4 separate regions of the Homo sapiens genome follow, and regions 2, 3 and 4 are each linked to region 1. A link is a contact called in ENCODE Hi-C or POLR2A ChIA-PET data. All regions are on one chromosome and are shown on one strand. The core of a region is the stretch at or near the end of the contact, and the rest is flanking DNA. Distances in the headings are between cores, read along the strand shown.

Evidence for each region. Hi-C counts contacts between places; a loop is a spot of excess contacts on that map. ChIA-PET counts read pairs that join two places held with the same protein, here RNA polymerase II (POLR2A). Pooled maps may share reads with other maps.
Region 2: a map of naive thymus-derived CD4-positive, alpha-beta T cell shows a loop between it and region 1 (34-fold over the local background). The contact joins the promoter of SAV1 here to the promoter of RTRAF in region 1. A Hi-C loop is called at or near these places in 1 of 168 maps with a recorded cell type or tissue (naive thymus-derived CD4-positive, alpha-beta T cell) and 7 of 50 pooled maps. POLR2A ChIA-PET finds 5 or more read pairs at or near these places in 1 of 52 experiments (T-cell).
Region 3: a map of CD4-positive, alpha-beta T cell shows a loop between it and region 1 (9-fold over the local background). The contact joins the enhancer-like site here to the promoter of RTRAF in region 1. A Hi-C loop is called at or near these places in 1 of 168 maps with a recorded cell type or tissue (CD4-positive, alpha-beta T cell), 1 of 37 single-sample maps with no recorded cell type and 5 of 50 pooled maps. POLR2A ChIA-PET finds 5 or more read pairs at or near these places in 1 of 52 experiments (B cell).
Region 4: a pooled map shows a loop between it and region 1 (2.5-fold over the local background). The contact joins the enhancer-like site here to the promoter of RTRAF in region 1. A Hi-C loop is called at or near these places in 2 of 50 pooled maps. POLR2A ChIA-PET finds 5 or more read pairs at or near these places in 2 of 52 experiments (OCI-LY7 and activated T-cell).

What each region holds. Positions count from the first base shown.
Region 1 is chr14:51,987,576-51,991,294 of GRCh38, reverse strand. It overlaps RTRAF (RNA transcription, translation and transport factor), which reads right to left and starts at 1,749. Exons shown (of 8, transcript NM_016039.3): 1 at 1,595-1,749. The coding sequence starts at 1,655. LOC105370497 (a long non-coding RNA gene) reads left to right here and starts at 711. Exons shown (of 3, transcript XR_007064166.1): 1 at 711-776; 2 at 2,606-3,719. RefSeq lists enhancers at 1,270-1,329, 1,670-1,964.
Region 2 is chr14:50,666,326-50,670,044 of GRCh38, reverse strand. SAV1 (salvador family WW domain containing protein 1) reads left to right here and starts at 1,739. Exons shown (of 5, transcript NM_021818.4): 1 at 1,739-2,171. The coding sequence starts at 2,078. RefSeq lists silencers at 1,502-2,071, 2,182-2,311 and an enhancer at 2,672-2,741.
Region 3 is chr14:53,304,813-53,308,531 of GRCh38, reverse strand. No RefSeq gene overlaps it. Among named protein-coding and RNA genes, the nearest start is that of DDHD1-DT, 150 kb to the right of the region's middle. RefSeq lists an enhancer at 1,987-2,281. Within about 2 kb of position 1,916, at least 14 of the 41 ENCODE cell types and tissues checked have a DNase peak (open chromatin) inside an H3K27ac peak, as active enhancers do.
Region 4 is chr14:50,724,331-50,728,049 of GRCh38, reverse strand. It overlaps NIN (ninein), which reads left to right. Exons shown (of 31, transcript NM_020921.4): 30 at 1,984-2,097. Among named protein-coding and RNA genes, the nearest start is that of SAV1, 58 kb to the right of the region's middle. Within about 2 kb of position 1,594, at least 4 of the 41 ENCODE cell types and tissues checked have a DNase peak (open chromatin) inside an H3K27ac peak, as active enhancers do.

The sequences.
Region 1 (3,719 bases), core at 500-2,999:
AATAACTAGAAGCACTACATAAAATACCTCCTTCTCAGGTATATGTTCAGATATATGTTCTTGTGGAATTTTCTTAACTTCAAAATACTAAATTAATTGAACCAAAAGAGGGAGTTGAAAGTACAGATTCTGGAGTTGAAAGTACAGATTAACAATGATCTGTTCAAATCCTGGGTCCAGATACTTACTGGTTGTGTGAACTTGGGATAATCACCCACATTTTCTGTGCCTCAGACTCTTCAGCTACAAAATGAGGGTGCTAATAGAACTTACCTCATAGAGTTATGAAGATTAAAAGAAGTTGTTTTATTTAAGAAGTTTCTTAAATAAAATAAATACGGATAAAAACAGTGCCTGGCACATAGTTTTGCTATTTAAGTGTTACATATTAATATTCCAGTTCCTTTGCGGACAGAAAGGGGAAGGAGGGCAAGGTTAAATTTATAGCAAAGTAATAAAGTAAAATATACAACAAAATAATAAGTAAAAGAAATTAAATGACAAAAAAGACACTGTGACAACTGTTGTCATGGAATGTTAACTGCACATTAAGTGCATAATTGTTTCGTTTAATCCTCCCCATACCTCTTTTGAGGTAGGTAATATCCCATTTTACAGATAAGAACATTGAGACTCAAAGATTCCAATCCAGAACAAGGCTCTATTGTCACTGATACTTTTTTGTTAAAGTAGAAAAACAATAGATTATAATTTGATATGCTTCTACAGGCGATCAACAAAACACTGTCATCCTGCTTAGAAATTATTTTCAATTTGTGAGTCAAATTCAAGCTTCCATTATAAGGTCTTGAGAATTACACAGTGGTCTGAGTATCACAAGTTATACTTGATCACTTTCAAACTTACCAGTCTATCACAGGCCACAACTATACAAAGGAAACGAGTAGTGGTGGGTAGCAGTTTAGTTACAGTGAGTAGCAACGTTATTACTTTTTAAAATTCTAATGCTGTAAAATCCCAAATACCTTTGTATTCACAATTCAACCTTCCCACTCATCTGCTATTAACTTTTTTGCAACACCACATAACACAACTAGCCCGTTACTACACGCGCTTACCCTCCCACTGTGATCGGTCCTGATTTCATTGTGTACTGTCTCAAACTGCTCAGTGGGTTCTGATTGCTTCCACCCCTCGTCCCTTTAGCTCCTGGCAGGCAGTGAACTAGTCTTCAAGTTACTCAGCACCTTCCTCAGAATCCAGCACCGCGCTGGCCCATAATTAGCAGGTGCTCAAGGTATCGCCTAATTACCCAGGGAACCATGGAGTTGAATAGTGAGTGAGAAAGACGAATGCTCTCCCTTTTATGTACAGAGAAGGTAGTTACGTGATGCTTGGAGTTAAGCAAGTGCAGAAAGTAACATGCCGAGACAGGAGTAGGTGAGAGGGCTTTAAAGGCGGGAAGGGGCGGCGAAGAGCCGAGGTACGTGGCGACCCAGAGGAGAGGGGCCCGGAGGCTGCCGGCGGAAACCAGGCCGCCGAGGGTCCCGACGGGGAGGTGGGGTGCGGGCACTGAGGCTGGGACCTCCGCCCAGGTCAGGGACACGCGGCCGGGCTGAGGCCGCCGCCTCACCTTTGCAGTTGAAGCCGGCGGGGTTGTGGTAGTCGAGAGCCGTCAACTTGCGTCGGAACATGGTCCCCGCTTCTCGCTCTGGTCCCCCGGGCCTCGGCCGGGAGAGAAGAAGCGAGGTGGAGCGGGAGGCGCAGGCACCGGCGACGCGGCGAGAGGGCGGGCAGGCGCTGAGTCGCTCCGAAATGACGGCGGCCTTCGCCAATCGTGGCTTAAAAGCGGTGGCCGCCGGCAAATGCCCACCAATCGCGGCTCCGGCTGGGGAGGCGGGGCCACGTCGGCGCACGTCGACGCTCAAATAAACTTTATTGTCAGCTTCCTGGTTGTACAATAGGCAGAAAACCACCGGGAAGCCACTTTCCTTTCTTTCTTGCTATAGCATGCAGAGAATAGTATATGTAGGCTTTTGGTATTCGCTGTACCTCCCGTTGGATTACAGAATTACTGTTTAGTGTTTTGAGTGCATTCATTCATTTTATTACTCCTCCTACATAACAGGTGCTCTTCTAACACTGGTAATACAAAGACTACAAAGCAAGGTCCCTATAGTAAGATGCTTTCAGACTAATTGGGAGTGATCCACAGGTAAACATACAATTGTTAATACGATGCGATCGTTCCAGATATCCTCAGCCAGAGTGAAATCTGAAGCCGAGATCGTCCCTCACTCCCCCTCACCCTCGGTCACAGCATCCAGTAGGTCACCAATTCCTGCCATTCTGTCTCTCCTAACTCTCAAATCCCTCACCTCCTTTCGGACCCCACTGATACAGCCACAGATCAGATCCTCATCACTTTTGCTTACTCTAATTATCTGATTGATTTCTTAGGGCCAGTCCTGCGTTCTCCAAACCATTCCTCCATACAGCGATGAGAGAGATTTTTCTAAAGCAAAAACCTGTACATAACTTTCTCTGCTTATGTTTTAGTGGTTCCTGGTTACCCCCTAGAAATAATCAAAACTCCTTATTGTATTTAAGATCTTTCCTGATCCAGTCTCTACTTGCTTTTCAGACAGTGGAGAGAGAGCAGTGAACAAGACAGACCAGGCCCCTATTTTCATGGAGTTTAAAAGGCTAATGAGGGAAACAATAAACAGATAAGTATAAACTAAGGCTTGAAGATGGTGAGGCATTCACCATGCAGTCAAAAGGGTAACCTAGTTTGAGGGAAGAGGATGTATAAAGGCAAGAAATGAGCAACAGCATGGCCCAGAGGGACTAGAGCTTATAGGGGCTGGAGGGTGAGAGGGAATGACAGCTGATAAGACTATAGACAAAGGCAGGGCTCTGATAAGGAAAAGCCTCTCATGGCAAGCTAAGGGGAGCTATTGAAATTCTTGGGGGTAAGCCAACTATGTACGTTTCATTTCATTTCATTAATTAAGATTTTAATTAAACACTTAGGATCTGAGGAGCATACAAATGAGTAAACTACAGTCTCTATTTTCAGGAAGTTTAAGTATAATGACAAATATAGATGTGTAAATAAATACTTATAATCTGGAGTTAGAAAGAGTAAGTGAATTACAAGAAATATAAAATGTACTACAAAGAAGTACAGGCCAGGTGCAGAAGCTCATGCCTGTAGTCCCAGCACTTTGGGAGGCTGAGGTGGGAGGATAGTTCAAGCCCAGGAGTTTGAGACCAGCCTAGGCAACATAGTGAGACTTTGTCTCTATTAAAACTAAAAAAAAAAAAAAAAGAAGAAAGAAAAATTAGCCTGGCATGCTCGTGTGTGCCTGTGGACCCAGCTACTCAGGAGGCTGAGGTGGGAGGATCACTTGAGCCTGCAAGGTTGAGGCTGCAGTGAGCCATGATCACACCAACCTGTGCAACATGTAAGACCCCATCTCAAAAATAATAATAATAAAAAGAAGTACAGAGGCTAGAATACAGCTTTAGTTTTAAGGGGGCACTGTAAGATAATCTGTATTTTTCAATTAAGGTGCTTATAGAGTGAATCAAGAAAATCAGTTCAAGAGTGTCTCATTTCCAACAAAATTTGATCAAAGATATGGCTATAATCTCATATTGTAGTGCATGCTAGTTGTATAATTAATGAAATACTAACCAAAAAATGAAAAAATGAACCAATCATGGAAGGGAAAATAATAAATACTTACATA
Region 2 (3,719 bases), core at 490-2,989, 1.3 Mb after region 1:
TCTTTAAAATATGTCTAAAATATGTCCACTTACCTCTCCACCTATTATTGCCTGGGTCCAAGCCAGCAATAACTTCTGACTGATCTCCCTTTTGCCCTTAGCTCCATTGTCTACTCTCCACACAGCATCCAAAGCAGTCCTATGAAAACATTAACTCAGATCATGTCACTCCTCTGCTCAAAGTAACATTCCTTACAATGGCCTACAAAGCCCTAGGTGCCGTGGCTATTGTTACTCTCTAACTGCATTCCCCATTCGTCTCCCCGTCTTTTCCAGTACATAAACCCTCTTACTGTTCCTCCAATCTGCCAGGAACATGGCCACTTGCAGCGACTTTGCACTTGCTGTTCTTTCTGCCTGGAATATTGTTCCTCCAGTTAGCTGCATGGCCAATTTCCTCACTCTGTCACTTAACTCCAATGTCACCTCCTCATGAGCCTTCTCTGGTCCCTCTATTACCCTCTCAAAAATTGTGAGTCCTCTCTTATTTTCACTTCATCACTTATCACTATCTAACATAGTATGTTTTGCTTATTTTTTGTCATTTTTTTCTCTTTCCCATGACAGTAGGGATTTTTGTCTGTTTTGCTTATTGCTCTATCACAAACGACTAGCGCAGTGGGTAATGAGTATTTCCTGGTTAATGAATGAATTGTGGGAGATCTGCACCAAGGGAACATATGGAGACAGACACTAGATCAAATGTCTCCTTTGTTTGCTCATGGTAAAACATTTGACCATCTTCTTAATCTTACGTGGTAAAAAATTCCATGTCTTTTGTTAATTGTGATATATGTCTTAGATCTCTTGTGAGATGTTTTAGATCTCAGGGAAAGCATTCCTCATTATTAAAGCATTAATTTGGTCACTAGGGGATGAATCCAATCTTATTTTCCAAATGTTATCCTGTACATTTGGCAGTCTTGCTAAGTTATATAGAAGGAAGTAGAGTCTATTATTTTAGATAGAAAATTCCCGGTCCCGACTCGCAGTGGTCAAAGTCTTCAAAATTCTAAGATCATAACACATAACGTCAGGAGGAAATATGTGGCTATTAATCATACTAATGATAGTGATGATGCAATAAAATAATTGTAATATGCTAACACCAATTGTATCTTAAAAAGAGGTACTGGAAATTCCATCTTGCATTCTTCCGTTTTTTCCTGTTATAGAAAAACGCACTCCCTGATACTCAGTAGAGGATCAACTTATTTCTAGTTAATCAGCATGAACGTTTCCAGCAGAATAGATGCTTTGGTGTAGCACTTGCCTGGGAGTCATGGTTAGCATTCCGCATTTTTTAGAGAGCTGAATTCAGCAGCCTAGGAAACATTAGGAAGAACACCTTCAAACAGGGAACAACGTCTTGGGGGGAAAGAGAGTCACTGCCTCCGCTAGGGATCCCGAGGGGGTACAAAAGCAACAACAATAAAAACTCGTGGAGAGTAGGTTCCACGACATGCGCATGCGACGAACTCCCGCACTCAGCGGGGCAGGTTTCGTCCTTCATCTTCTCAGTCGGCAGGACCTGCTTCTCGCTGAGGATGAGTGAGGACAGCCGCAGCTCGGCGGGGACGGCCCGGTAGCCTAGAGCGCCGGCACCCGAGTCCCGCCGCCGGAGCCGCGCCTGGAGCCGCGGTGGGGGAGGGGCAGCGGCGGCCCGCGCTGCGTCGAGCTTCCCAGAATTCCCAGCGGCCGCGGGGAAAGTTTACGGGATGTAGGCGGCGGCGGCGGTAGTGGTAGCGGTTATTCGGCGGCCCGCGGCGGACCATGGCCCTGGCCCTGGCCCGGCGTCGCTGGGCTTTCCTCACGGCGTCCCCGAGCAGCGTCGCAGAGCGGGCCGACTTCCGGGAAGGAACTGACCAGCGACTGAGCGGCGGCCGGCGCGCTTAGCGCCCTGAACATGCGGCAGTCCCTGCGGGCGACCCCGGGCTCCGGACAGGCGGCGGCGGAGGCGGCGGCTCGGGAGGGAAGGAGGCGGCGGCGCCGGCGGAGGTGGCGGCGGAGACGGCCGGCGCCCGGCGCGGAGCCCTAGGGAGGCAGTTCAGCGCGGCCTCGGGCCTCGTCGAGAAGGATGCTGTCCCGAAAGAAAACCAAAAACGAAGTGTCCAAGCCGGCCGAGGTGCAGGGGAAGTACGTGAAGAAGGAGACGTCGCCTCTGCTTCGGAGTGAGTGTCAGGCGGGGCGTGCCCACACCTGGCCCAGGCGGCCAGGTGCTCCGGGGACCCTGGCGGGGGCGCCGGCGGGTCTCCAGGGCTTCTCCTTCGTCCTTGGTCGCGTGAAATACTGGTTTTGAGATTTTCTTGTGTCTGAAGTGGTATTCGTTGATTGAAAGCCCATAAGAGTAAGAAACTTGGGTTAGTCCCCCCCGCGCCTAACCCCCCCAAGAGCACCCCCTAAAAATAACAGACTTCCTCGCCCCACCAGGCAGAGTTGTTGGTTTTGATTACTGGAAGAGAGAGTAGGAAACATTTAAATTGCTTATCACCTAATGCTATAGGAGTAAAAGTAATTAGACAGGGACACTTTTTACTCTTTTAGATGCGTCGAGATGTGCGTCATGTTTGCAAACATTGCGGGTGTCTCTCGACTGTGCTGCAAGTTGTGCGAACTCTGGGGCAGAATTCCTTAGTCCTGCTGCCGGATGCAGACTTGAGAAGGTGAAAAGCATACCGTCGTTCTTGTAGCCGCCACCCAAAGCCTCATCACTCTTACACAGCAGAGCAGAGAGCCAAAAGCCTTTGTATTTGGCTATATTCGTGAGATTCCAAGAAGGCAACTCAAAATAATTTCTATCGTATTAGAGAACCCCCCCCTCGAAAAGTTTTTTTTTTTAATAGGGTAGATCCCACTCCCAATCCCCACCTCCGGTCCCCCGCTGCTTTTCTTCTTAATGTAAGTATTTGATTTTTGAGTTGAATCTCTTGAATTTTTAATTCTTGTGTGTTCAGGACATTTGTGAGGCATGGAGCTGGTATTTTGGTGCTCTTACTGCGCCCTGGGCCCTTTGCTTAAGTTTCCTTCTTGGAAGCTGGTAGTAACCTTGTGACTTAAGTATTACCTCATATTGTAATTGGGAAAGTTAGGTTTCTAGTATTTGCCCAAGATCACACAGATGGGAGAGCATGTTTTTCCATCATAACCACATTGTCAGCCTTCCAGATTTATGGTGGTACTTGCAATACTTTCAACAAAATATATGTCAGTTGAGTACATCAGTAACTCGAAACTTGATTTTTAAGTTGTTTTTTTTTTTTTTTAACAACTTGATTTTCAGTCACACATGCAGTTAGGTTTCTGGCTGTTTTTAAGTGATAGCTTGCTGTTTGCTGCAAATAAAGTTTATCAGACATTACTTGAAATCGTGAATTATGTTTGTCACACTTTTTATTATACTTTAAGTTCTGGGGTACATGTGTAGAACGTGCAGTTTTGTTAATGTTTGTCACAGTTAAGCAAATAACTTTTGATCTACTTTGTTTTGTTGTCGTTACATCAAGTGTTGAGCCTTATTTATTCAGATATTTGTTTCTGTCCAGTGTTAGTTTCTGAAGCTTATTAATATGAGTGTCTCCAATATTGTTTACTTGATGAATAATAAGAGGGTCTGCATATTCAGGTTTTTGTCTTGTTTTAAAGGTATTTGCTTTCTAACTGGGAATGTCTTAAGCTGTTTTCAAGTTTCGTGTTTAAAAGTACTGTATCCTAAAAGCTGT
Region 3 (3,719 bases), core at 667-3,166, 1.3 Mb before region 1:
GAAAAAAGAGGTAGATGAGAGATAGACATATAGATGAATAGGGGCTATATTTTAACTGCTCACATAATATTTCAAAGTCTATTTAAATGAAGATACGAGATTAATTAGAATGTTATCTATATTCCTCAAAAATGACTCTTCTTCTTGCAAAGGTAGATTATGGTATTCTAAAACTTAAAAGGACTACAGAAATCATCATGCCAACCACTTTCCAGATGAGGAAACTTAGGCTAAAAAGATAAAAGCCAGGATCACACAGTTGGTGAGTGCCAGAATGAAACCAGATCCTAAATGTCCTGCTATCTAGCAAAGCAGTTCTCTACAATACAATCCCACCTTCCTTGATAATACTAAGTTGCTTAGCAAACAAGATCTTCATAAATGTTGCAAGGATAAATTTCCTTTCAGTCTGCCCGAAGCAAATAACCACAATTTGCTTAGTATTAGTAAAACTCAGATCATCTAGGCATTGTCACCCCTTCAAGTTGCCCTCAGAGTGGGACAGTCAACTTGGAACAAAGTTTGACTTAACACAAGTTTCCCAGGTCTGAGAAATATGGCAAGAGGTGGGATTTATTGTTGTTGTTGCTTATCAAAACAGTGAGAAATGGCATGTTAATCAGCGAAGGACAAATTGTGGCTGTCATTTCCTTTTTCTCTAAAAGGTAAATATGTATAGACTGCAAATCATGTCCAGGAGAACTTATTTCTCACATCCCCATCCATCAGTTTGCTCTCAACTGCTCTCAACAAAGTGAGGAACCAGCTTTAAAATAGCTCTGAAATGGAAGGCTACTCTAGGTATGAAATATCCCATGGACCAAACCCAATAATCTCACTTCTCTTGAGTGCTCTCTTATTCTGACATCCAGCATGGTCACAAATAGCTTTTAAAACTGGACCAGGTACAGAAACCAGTCAAAGAAAATAAGAGGATAAAATTTGGAGAAGCCCGTCATGGATTTTAGCTTCCAAGCATATCACCAAAACTGTAATGTTCAACAACTTAAGCAGACATTCTCAGTGACTTCAGTTGACTTCAATGAATTCTGTTTCAGTCCATTTACCACAAAACAGTATGCCAAGGAAGGGACCCCACAGAGAGGAACTTCTCCTATCTAGTCATACCCTACCAACTCAGGTCTGAGGTCCTGATACTAAAAAGCTAAGTAACAAAGAAAATAATTTTTGTGCCTCTGAAGCCATTTTTCGAGGTGAGATGTTTCGCTCCTAGCCAAGCAAAGCTGCAGAATCTGTAGAATGTTGTCTTGCTCCCTCCTTGTCACCAGCCTGCCCTTTAACCCACCACTGAATGCCCTTTTTCTGCTCCAAGACAGCTATTGAATCACCACATTATACTCCCTGACCCTGCGGGGCCATGGTACAATATCAGAATGTCAAACTGGGTCTGAAAAGGGCTTTGTGTGGGATGAGACAAGACTCTAAGGATAGTAGAGCTGCTGAATCACTCAGGATCTGACCACAAATAGTGCTACGCTAAGCTTGCTGGGTAAAACTGCTGCCAGAAGCCCCTGTTAAATTTCTGGGCTAATTATGGAGGGTGGGAGGGTGACCTTGGAGGCAAGTTGTACTTAACACAGAGACCAGGAAGCCTAAGGGAAGAAACCCAAGTTGTACATCCTCATAAATACAATTTAAAATTCTCTAATTTAATAAAAGCATGCGATCCTACGACAAGGTAGTTTTCCTTAGGAGCAGGTGCACTGCAATTTTTTTTTTAATTTTCATATTAAATCTTCAGAGAGTTACACGGTAGATGGCAGCCTGGAAATACGCTGATGTATCCTGGCAGAATTTCAGACATAATGATTTTTTTTTCCTCTGTAAATCTTCCATCAGTGGGAAGGAAAGCCCTGCCAAAACTGAGAAACCCAAGCTGGAGGCAGCGAGGCTCCCACTCAGAGCACGGCGACATGCCAAGGCTTTCAAGGCCAAATCGGAAACAACCACGTTGAGTTCATTAAAACGACTGAATGATCAAAGTCATGCAAGCCTTCACAAAGGCAAAAATTAATCTGTTTAATACTTGGCTAAATTCTCAAGTGCTAAAGTAAATTTGAAACGAAATTCATCAAACTCCCCCTCTTCCTGTGGAAAAATCCTTTGAGTTCCTCAGAGTGCCCAGCAGATGGCAGAAGCGGTCTTTGTTTCAATCCATGGGCCTCAGCTACCGCGCCATGCCCAAAATTAACGGGAATAGGTACACCTGGGTATAGTTGTATATCTGAATGTGAAAATACACTTTCAGGATATCAGGAATTATATTCCAGTATGGCTAGGGTTATTCTCAGTTATCAATCTCGAGGGAGGAAACGTCCCCAGGAAGTGGTACCAAAAGATGACTCTTGCACATCAATGAAAAGGCCTGTGGAAGGACGACAGTCCAACTACTGGAACCCTGTTTTTATATCTCTCAGGAGCCTCCCACCATGCCCACCCCTCATCTCCCTCCCATTTCCTACTCCTTAAAGACTTGCATACACATTCCTGAGTCTTCAGCAACCTGTGTCCTCGCCACCCAGGTGAAGAAGCTGGGTATGTGCAGGATATTCCCTACTGCAACAATGCCTCCTCAGCCTGCCTCCTCTGCCCAGGTCAGCCTCCACAACCAGAGGTTCTGGGAATTAGGTTCCACTGTCCTGAGCATTATGAATATTGATTCCTGTTGGACAAACTGCAGCTAGTCTAGGATCTCAGATTCCTCCATTTCCCGGGAGGGCAACATATAAAATATTAATACATTTCATCATGAGAAACAAAACTCATTAAAACTACATACATATTCATGAAAATTCTTTCACTGTTTATTTCATGAAATGAAAACATTTTTTCCAACCAGATCAAGGGAGGGAAGAAAATGTTTTCTATAGGTCCAATTTTATACACTCTGGTATGAAATGAATCAATAGTAGCTAGGAGGAGAAAAATCAAAGATTTCCTTTTCAACAGCAATAAATCCAGTCAAATCCTATTTGGTATGGCACTTGCCATAGCTTGTAAAATCTGAAGTTGCTAAATTATGTATTTCAATAGTAATTCCTTACAAATTAATAGGAAGTGCTAAATTAGGACAAGTGGCCTCCAATTGGATCCAGATGCTCAATCCTAGACTAGGTAGAAAGTGTGAAAAATTAGGAACTGTACTGATTCTTTCTCTGAGTTTGTTGAAGGAGCCAAGTTCTTCCAGCATGGAATGTAAACACTTGGGAAGGTAGCCTAAGAGAAGCATGTGTTACGTGGCAGCCTGAGTCCCAGCTGTGTTTACACTGAGATTCCAAAATATCTGAGCCTGGAAGGACAGCTGTGGTGTAAGGAGGAACAGAGGAGCCTCCTGGGACAGAATGACCCCAAAGGGAAAGAGAGAAGCTGGTTCAAAACCAATGGGCCAGGGTTCAAGGGGTGGTGTGGTCATTAACAAAGCAGGGTGACCATCGCTCAGCTTATCCAGGAGACTCACATCCAAGTCCCAAGGGTGATGATGGAGAAAATGCTGAAACCTGTTGACATTATTGGCCCCCCTCATGCTGCTGGCTGTGTTGATGGTGGTGGAAACAATAAAAACAGCACTGGCCTTGGGCAGCCGTAGGGCTGACATCACCATCCTCAATCTTGGAGACTGGCAGCATCCACAGAGAGAGGGTGCCTTTGGGAGGCATCTGTGACACTGCTGCTGCATCTGCCATTCATGAAGAAGAGGC
Region 4 (3,719 bases), core at 345-2,844, 1.3 Mb after region 1:
CAACCAGATGACAGAGTGGACGGCTTATTACTCTCACCAGAATGCTACTGCAGGCTCTCCCATTTCCCGCTGCTGAGCTGACACTAATTTTAAGAATGCAGAATATTGTTAAATCTGCACGTTTCTGTGTGTGGAGTGATGTGATCTCTTCTGCATTTTGTGTTGCTTTGCTTGCCTATGTAGTGTTAATGTGTGTGCTTTTAAAAATTGTTTGCATTGTAGATGTGTGAATTTAGACTCCCCCTAAAAACTCATCCTGACATGAGGGTGAAGTGTACTACTTGCCTTCTTTCTCTAGGCCTTGCTACCGGAGCAGCGAGCAGTGCACGCAGATTCCTACAGAAGGATTGGGCACCTGTGAAAACTGGGCTGCTATTGATGGCATTTCTTACCATGGCAGACAGATGCACACACCCACCCATGCACACACACCACACACAGAGACATAAGCTAAGATATGTTGGAATTAAGTGCTCTTTTAAATTATTTTATTATTTTTACTGTTAAACCTTTGCAGTATTATGTCTCTTATTTATTTATGTAGAAATGACAGATCTTGTGAATCAAATTCACAAACATCAGCTTGTTACAAATCATTTTATTTATACCCTTTAAAGAGTGTGGATTTAAGATTCTTGAAAGGATGTAGTCTATATATTTTCTCATTCCATATGTTGTAACTATTTTTAACCAAAGGTACTACTTTTATATATGGAATTTGAAGAAAACCAGGGGTATTTATACTGTTTTGTATAAGATGTACAAATCTTTTTGACAGGAAATTTTTGATGAAACAATAAAATAAATTTTAAGTATATGACTGCCTTTGTTTTTCCTGTTTTTCCACTCTTTTGCCAACTCTATGTTCTTTGAATTATCTTTTTTTTTGTTTTGCTTTGTTGGGCAAATAGACATCATTTTGTATTTATGTTTGAACTTTAAAAAGCTATTATTTTTTTTTAAATATAGGCCTTTTTAAAAGCTAGATGTCCTCCAGGCCCAATTTTTTGTAACTTACTTCCTGCATTAGACCTTTGCCTATTACAATTTTTATCCTCCGGATAGTTACTACATGATTTAGGGTTTCTTTTATGATTAAGTGTTACTACTTAGTATCTAAACAGATGGTAGCCTTTGACTCATGTTTAGTCATTCTGCATGTCTTTTAAAGTATATCTTAACTACCATCAGCTGTTAATACCTTTATGAAATCTGAAATTCCTTATGGGGACATTTTGGTGGACTGCAGAGGGATGGGGGTTGCATTCTAATAAGTCAATTGCATTCTAATCTCTCTAGGTCTCTCTCCTCTCCAAAACTCACTTACTCCTTAACCCATCACCGTTGTGTGAGAACAGGAGATTTTTCATTTTCAATCTGCTCTGATAGTAAACCCATCCTCCAATCCAGATGTGTGCTTCACATTTACAAGTGGGAAACAGATGACTAGAAAAATTGGCAGGAAGAGGCTATTATGAAGAAAGAAACTTACCACCCTCACAGTCATCAGCCACTTCAAAGGAAAAACAGACATGCATATTGCAAGCTGATTGGTTATGTTAGGAAACCCTGAATATATTCAGTGCTTGTTTTGTTGTTGAGAGGCCCATAACATTGCAGAGACCCAGATCACAGATGGGAGGTTGATAGCGATCTTCCAAGTTACCTTGGATGTCCATTTTACTAGAGGTACTCACAGGTATTAAATTATGGGTTTTCAGAATTTTGCTTTATATCAGGGGGATGATGGTAACACAGGTAAGATTCTTTTGATTTTTCAGTCTGATCCTTTATCTGATAGGGTTACTTTTCTGACATATGCAATCCATGCAGGGCTCAAAACTCTCATTTCATGAGAAATCCATCCTTCCTGTTACAAAGGCAAAACATTTGCTGTCCTTTCTCTAGGCATCTTGTGGGGAAAATAAACCAGTGTTTTCAGTGTGACATGATTTTCGAATAATATACTTTTCTTCCCTTCAGGGAAACCAGGAACAACTGGTAACTGTCATGGAGGAACGAATGATAGAAGTTGAACAGAAACTGAAACTAGTGAAAAGGCTTCTTCAAGAGAAAGTGAATCAGCTCAAAGAACAAGTGAGCCTACCCGGTCATCTCTGTTCACCCACCTCACATTCCAGCTTTAACTCCAGTTTTACATCCCTTTATTGCCATTAACTCGTTAACTTATGTTGTCTAATAAAGGCAAATTCTATTATAAATGTCTGTAAGAACTTAGGATTTGCTATCCCTCATATCACCCCAAAAAATACGAACTCTGTATTTTTTCCAAAGCTCTGTTTAAGGCATGTTTGTCCACAATTTAAAAGTGTAAATCTTTGCTAACATGATTTACATGGACCTAAGATTTTAAAGATCAAAAAAAATCTATTGATTCACATAGACCTAAAGCATGTCCATTCACATGCTTTAGGTCCCTGTGAATCAACAGATTTTTCTCTGCCCAAGACAGGAAATATTCCTATTTAAATTGAAAAATGATATTGGTTAAAAAAATAGGGGGATAATAAATGGAACTTTAGCTTTCCTGTTCCCAACAGCTTATGAAAACCTCAACAAGTATCTTATTGCTACAGCTAGACTCCAAAAAGATGTACTTTGAGTTAGAATCTAGACCCCAGATTCCAGGACCACTTAAACAGCCTGCTCCTTTTCACCTGCTGGTGGCAGATGTGGCCTTGGTGTTTAGAAATTAGTTGCGCATCCACTGAAGAGACAAGCAGAAAGTACTACCCTCTGGGAGAGTGTTATAGCCTCTCTGGAAACTGAGATGAACATGTGGGGTGGGGGGCAGAAAATGCCCAACCTAGTTCTTTAGATACTTAAAAGCTAAGAATAACAACCCCAAGAGAGGGTCTGAATTCAGCTGTAGACAGCAACTTTTGGTTGTCCTGTTTCTTAATACACAGGGAAGAAAAAGTCCCATTCAGTGAGCATTTATCCATTCAGTTCTTTACATATTCAAGCATTCAACACATAGTTACTGTGGGCCAGGTCCTGCCGTGGGCACAGGGATACAACAGTGAACAAAGCCCCTGCCCATATAGAATGCACTTACAAGGTGCCAAGCGTTTGGCCAAATGGTAGGTTCAGAAATAAGTGGGATCCGTCCTGTTTTCAGTAGAGGAGAACACAAGAGAAAGACATATTTGATCCAACCCAGGAGTTTAAAGAAAGCTTCCTGAAGACCTCTGAAGCTGCATCTTGAGAGTTAAGATTTCAACTAGTTAAGAAAGTGTGGGGAAGGGTATCCTAGGCTGTGGGAACATCATGGAGTTATGACCACATGTGGGGTGTGGACACGTATAAACACTTCAGCATTGCCAGTTCACACTGTCCTGGGAGAAGCAGGAGGAGAGACTAGAGAGGAAGGGGGAACAGGACAGTAGGCCTCCAGTGCTGAGCCAAGAAAGAAGCTTGATTTTTATTCTGTCGGCAATGAAGAACCATCAAAGTGTTTTTTTAAGGAAAGGAAGAGAGGGAGGGAGGAAAAAAAGTTGTATTCAGGAAGTTCAACAGAAAATATGTTCTGAAATGTTATGTGATGTCTGCCAGTCATCTAGGTTCTGAGCTTGAGAGTGCTGTCATCCTTATCCCTGCCCTTTGAAATGCTAATAGGTTGTTAAGCTACTCTTTAGTTACTCTTTATTCTCATAAACCTTTATACTTTTAGATGCCCTACTTGAAATTGGGTGTAA